2 separate regions of the Homo sapiens genome follow, and region 2 is linked to region 1. Evidence: read pairs that join two places in POLR2A ChIA-PET (ENCODE). Cell type or tissue: CD4-positive, alpha-beta T cell. All regions are shown on one strand. Links, peaks and the distances in the headings refer to the core of each region. The heading gives the core; the rest is flanking DNA.

Region 1 (2,916 bases), core at 242-2,741:
GATTGGACACCTTTAACTTTTGGGTCTTTTTTTGGAGGCCCCACTGCCAAACTATACCTTTTCTAAAAACAAAAACAGTAAAAGTTAGAAGCAATTCAACTTTTAAAATACATTATTAGGTATAAGGCACTGTGCCAGGTAATAAGAGGTATAAATGTTAACTGTGAAACCTATTCTGAATAATTGAGAGATCATATAACCCATAATAAAGCTTAGCTATAAAATTTCAGACTATTTATTACGTATGGTGATTTTGGGGTACAAAGTTTCCATGTAACATCCCAAAATAATGCATAAATGAACAATTCACAGAAACACTGTTTTCAGGCTATTTTCCAAAAAAGAACCTGGACTGGGTAACTAAATGAAATCACCACTTAGAAGAATCGATTATTTGTGTTTTAAAATTCTGATTTAGGCTGGGCTCAGGGTCTCATGCCTGTAATCTCAGCACTTTGGGAGGCGGAGGCGGGCGAATCATGAGATCTGGAGTTCGAGATCAGCCTGGCCAACATGGTGAAACCCCATTCCTACTAAAAACACAAAAAATTAGCTGGGCGTAGTGGCGGGTGCCTGTAATCCCAGCTACTCAGGAGGCTGAGGCAGAAGAATTGCTTGAACCCGGGAGGCAGAGGTTGCAGTGAGCCGAGATTGTGCCACTGCACTGTAGCCCGGGCGACAAAGTAAGACTCCGTCTCAAAAAAAAAAAAAAAAAAAAAAAAATCTGATTTAGGCCAGGTGCGGTGGCTCACGCCTATAATCCCAACACTTTGGGCGGCTGAGGTGGGAGGATTACCTGTGGTCAGGAGTTAGCAACCAGCCTGGCCAACATAGTGAAACTCCGTCTCTACTAAAAATACAAAAATTAGCCGGGCATGGTGGCGCACATCCGTAATCCCAGCTGCTTAGGAGGCTGAGGCAGGAGAATGGCTTGAACCCAGGAGGCAGAGGTTGCAGTGAGCCGAGATTGCGCCACTGCACTCCAGGCTGGACAACAGAGCAAAACTCCGTCTCAATCCATCAATCTATAAGTAAGTAAGTAAGTAAGTAAATGTATAAAATTCTGAGTTTAAAAATAGCCTGCCTTAGAAAGAAGCATTTCAAAGTCCAACTTTTCAAACGAACAGAAAAAACTACTCCTCACAACTATTTTCTCTCCTGACTACTCCAGATGATTTCCTAGTAGAGACTCATAGCTACATGTTTTATTTTGCTTAGAACACGGAAACACTGAGGTTTTACTTTGACCACACACAAAGGCTGGGGCAAACCACAGCAAAAAAGCATTTCAAAAAATCTATGCAATAAAGGCCCAATTCCCAGCAACCTTTAACTGTAGCTCTTATGTTCACTAAATGTTAATTTGCCTCACAACCTCCTTTTTAGACAGGTTCCTATAACACCCAAAAAAAGCTTACATTATCCTGGCACAGATGAAGTCTCTGGACCTCAGTTTTTATATAACTGCATCAAGAAATTACTAAACTCAAGTAATGTTAATTTGAACTATAAAAGGAAAAATATTTCCACTTTATAAGTACCTATTATGAGAGAAATATGACGAACATAGAGCTAAAATAAATTCAGACCAGGGATGATTCACCTCTACGACCATTCCACATTAAATCCAGGAAATAAGATTTTTAAAGTATCCTCCTTTTTTTGTTTTGTTAGGCAGATGCATTCTCATCTAACGTACCTGTTGCTGTGGCTAGCAGAAAAAGAAACATGTCCAAGAACAAATTGAGACAACTTAGGAACAACTTAGGAACCAAAAAAGTATTCCCAAATATGTATGAAATTCTTGGAGGAAAACCAAAAGATATGTGCTTACTATAAGGCTGCCAAATACGACGTATCTTGAAACAGGCTGGAAGTTTCAACTAAATTAGTCTGCCAACAAAGCAGCTGGCCAAGGAAGCAGGCTCTAATTCAACCTGAAAATCTTGCATGATAGCAATGCTGAGAAGTGACATATCCCTAATAGAGAGAAGTCCCAAGACAGCATCCAGATTTCTTTCCCAGTCACCTTGGCTAGGCCATAGTGAGATCCTTTAAAGTCCATATCTTTGTAAATTTAATTTTAGACTCTTTCCATAGTGGATAGGGGCTCAATATTTAAAGGAGAAAAGGGAGAAAGAAAGGGAGAGGAGAAAGGAGAAGTAATACTGCTAACCTAACTAGATATATATAAAATTGCCCTTGTTTACAAGAAAAGAACCACAAACATAGGTATTAATCACAAGGAGCTTACATTTTCATTGTGGAAAGGGCACCATGAATATGATTCAAATGAAGACATACAAAAAACTCATAAGCAGAGGCACACACTCACTCCACTCCATCCCATTAAGGGATTTGGAAGCAGAAGAAGGTGGATTTTTTTTCACTAACACTTAAGATTTTCCTGGCCAGGCGCAGTGGCTCAAGCCTGTAATCCTAGCACTTTAGGAGGCTGAGGCGGGAGGACAGCTTGAGCCCAGGAGTTAAGACGCCAGCCTGGACAACATGGTGAGAACTCATCTCTTTAAAAAAAAAAAAAAAAAAAAGGCTGGGTGCAGTGACTTACACCTGTAATCCCAGAACTTTGGGAGGCTGAGGCAGGCGGATCACAAGGTCAGGAGATCGAGACCATCCTGGCCAACATGGTAAAACTGCATCTCTACTAAAAATACAAAAATTAGCTGGGCGTGGTGGTGCCTGCCTGTAAGCCCAGCTACTTGGGAGGATGAGGCAAGAGAATTGCTTGAACCAGGGAGTCGGAGGCTGCAGTGAGCCAAAATTGCGCCACTGCACTCCAGCCTGGTGACAGAGCAAGACTCCGTCTCAATAAACAAAAAACAAAAATTTCCTGTCCCTGTCCATTATATAGCTCATAGAGTTACAAAGCCCCATACAAATCAAAGCCCCATGCAA
Region 2 (2,916 bases), core at 173-2,672, 54 kb after region 1:
GGAGGCTGAGGCAGGAGGTATCACCTCAGCCCGAGAGGTGGAAGCTGCAGTGAGCCGTGATGGTGTCACTGCATTCCTGCCTGGGCAACAGAGTGAGACCCTGTCTCAAAACAAAAAACAAACAAAAACAATAAAATAAGATAAAATGATACAGTGACCAGGGATGTTGCTTATATGTAATAGGAGATGACAATTCTGTTTCACAGGGTTGACATCAAAATTACATAAGATACTACATATGAAGCACTTAGCATTGTGCCCGAGACAGGGTATTAATTATGGTAACAATTACTGAATGTTTGTAATGTGCTAGACACTGTTCCAAGTACTATGGGTAGACTAACTCATGTAATGACCTTGTTTTCCAGATAAGGAAACTGAAGCACAGGTAGGCTGAATTACTTGCCTAAAGTCAGGGAATTAGCAGAGGATAGAACTGTGACATTCTGGCCTCAGAGCCTACAGTTTTAACTGTTTTATTAAATATTAGTGTCTGTCTGTCTTTCATATCTTGATTAAAGGGGGCTGGAGGGCCCCGAGGAGGGCATGCTCAAATCTGTAGGAGGTGTGGGGGTTGGAGGCCAGGTGGAACCTAAGGCAGCTTGTGGAGCAAATGCAAGGGCACTGGAAGGTGAGTCACCATGTAACCTGGTGATGCTACTATATGACAAGAAAGTGAGAATTGAGGATAATGGAGTTATGAGATAATGGAATAAAGAAGGTGTCTTACTTGGCTCAGGCTCTGGCTGCGATAACAAAATATAGTTGACCCTTGAACAACATGAGTTTAAACTGTGCAGGTCCACTTATATATGGGATTTTTCCCCCATAAATACACTGAAAAATTTTTTTGAGATTTGCGACTATTTAAACATACAGATCAGCCAGGCATGGTGGCTCATGCCTGTAATGCCAGCACTTTGGGAGGCCGAGGCGGGTGGATCACCTGGCATTAGGAGTTTGAGACCAGCTTGGCCAACATGGTGAAACCCCATCTCTACTAAAAATACAAAAATTATCCAGGTGTGGTGGCGCATGCCTATAGTCTCAGCTACTTAGGAGGCTGAGGCAGAAGAATTGCTTGAACCCAGGAGGCAGAGGTTGCAGTGAGCCAAGATTGCGCCACTGCACTCCAGACTGGGTGACAGAGTGAGACTCCATCTCAAAAATAAAAATAAAAAAATAAAAATAAAATAAAAATACAGATGAACCATGTAGCCTGGAAATAAATATAAAAAATAAGAAAAAGTTAGGTATGTCATGAATACATAAAATACATGTAGATATTAGTCTATTTTATCACTTACTACCATAAAATACACACAAATCTATTATAAAAAGTTAAAGTTCATAAAAACATATACACACATAGACAGCACATGGCGCCATTTGAAGTCAAGACAAACGTATGTAAATGTAAAGATGCAGTATTAAATCATAATTGTATGCAATAACAGTAGGATATATTATACTACTATAATAATTTCCTAGCCACTTCCTGTTGCTGTTGTGGTGAGCTCAAGCATGGTGAGTACCCACTTAAAACAGTGTGTGACGCTGATCTCTGAGTGAGCAAGTGAGTAGTTAATCTCTCCAGGAAATTATACATCACAGTAAAAAGTGATTTCTTAGGGCGAGCGAGGTGGCTCACGCCTGTAATCCCAGCACTTTGGGGGGCTGAGGTGGGTGGATCACCTGAGGTCAGGAGTTTGAGACCAGCCTGGCCAACATGGCGAAACCCCATCTCTACTGAAAATACAAAAAATTAGCTGGGCATGATGGAAGGCGCCTGAATTTCCAGCTACTTGGGAGGCTGAGGCAGGAGATTTGCTTGAACCCGGGAGGTGGAGGTTGTAGTGAGCCAAGATCACGCCACTGCACTCCAGCCAGGGCGACAAGAGTGAAACGCTGTCTCAAAAAAAAAAAAGTAATTTCTTCTTGTTCTGCTGTTTTTTCTTTTATTTTTTTTGTTTTTGTTTTTGAGACAGAGTCTCACTCTGTCACCTGGGCTGCAGTGCAGTGGCGAAATTTCTGCTCACTGCAACCTCCGCCTCCTGGGTTCAAGCAATTCTCATGCCTGAGCCTCCAGAGTAGCTGGGATTATAGGTGTGTACCACCTCGCCTGGCTAATTTTTTTTTTTTTTTTTTTGAGACGGAGTCTCGCTCTGTTGCTAGGCTGGAGTACAGTGGTGCGATCTCGGCTCACTGCAACCTCCGCCTCCCGGGTTCAAGCCATTCTCCTGTCTCAGCCTCCTAAGCTGGGACAATAGACATGCGCCACCATGCCCAGCTCATTTTTGTATTTTTGGTAGAGATGGGGTTTCACCATGTTGGCCAGGATGGTCTCAATCTCTTGACCTCAAGTGATCCACCTGCCTCGGCCTCCCAAAGTGCTGGGATTACAGGCGTGAGCCTCCGTGCCCGGCTAATGTTTGTATTTTTAACAGAGACGAGGTTTCACCGTGTTGGCCAGGCTGGTCTCAAACTCCAGACCTCAGGTGATCCACCTGCCTCAGCCTCCCAAAGTGCTGGGATTACAGGCGTGAGCCACTGCGCCCGGCCGCTTTTGACTTCTTTTACGACATGGACCTTTCTGTGATACAGAGACTGAAACTAAAGCATATGGTTGGAGAAGGATTGGTATTGTATAGACAAAAAATTTAGAGAAATGAAAAAGCAAAAAAGACAAATTACAACGTATTTTCATAAAGTTTCACCAAGTGTGCCTGCCTCTCTTGTTTCCCCTTTCACCTCCTTTAGCTTTGTCATCCTTGAGACAACAACACCAACTGCTCCTCTTCCCCTACCTCCTCAGCCTACTCACTGTGAGAATGATGAGAATGAAGGCCTTTATGGTGACCCTCTTCCACTTAATGAATAGTATATATATTTTACCTTCCTTATGATTTTCTTAAT

Evidence for each region. Peaks named below come from ENCODE experiments on the same cell type or tissue, not always from the same donor. Only the 100,000 strongest peaks of a DNase experiment are listed, where the experiment ranks them.
Region 2: POLR2A ChIA-PET joins it to region 1 with 6 read pairs; 5 of 35 experiments call an interaction of 5 or more read pairs at or near these places.

Annotation. Positions count from the first base shown.
Region 1 is chr11:18,616,928-18,619,843 of GRCh38, forward strand. SPTY2D1 (SPT2 chromatin protein domain containing 1) reads right to left here. Exons shown (of 6, transcript NM_194285.3): 2 at 1-62. Among named protein-coding and RNA genes, the nearest start is that of SPTY2D1, 16 kb to the right of the region's middle. In CD4-positive, alpha-beta T cell, for the core only: no CTCF peak of the experiment used is centred there; a DNase peak (open chromatin) is centred at 1,244; H3K4me3 peaks cover 741 bases; H3K27ac peaks cover 1,221 bases.
Region 2 is chr11:18,670,839-18,673,754 of GRCh38, forward strand. No RefSeq gene overlaps it. Among named protein-coding and RNA genes, the nearest start is that of TMEM86A, 26 kb to the right of the region's middle. In CD4-positive, alpha-beta T cell, for the core only: no CTCF peak of the experiment used is centred there; a DNase peak (open chromatin) is centred at 1,543; H3K27ac peaks cover 364 bases.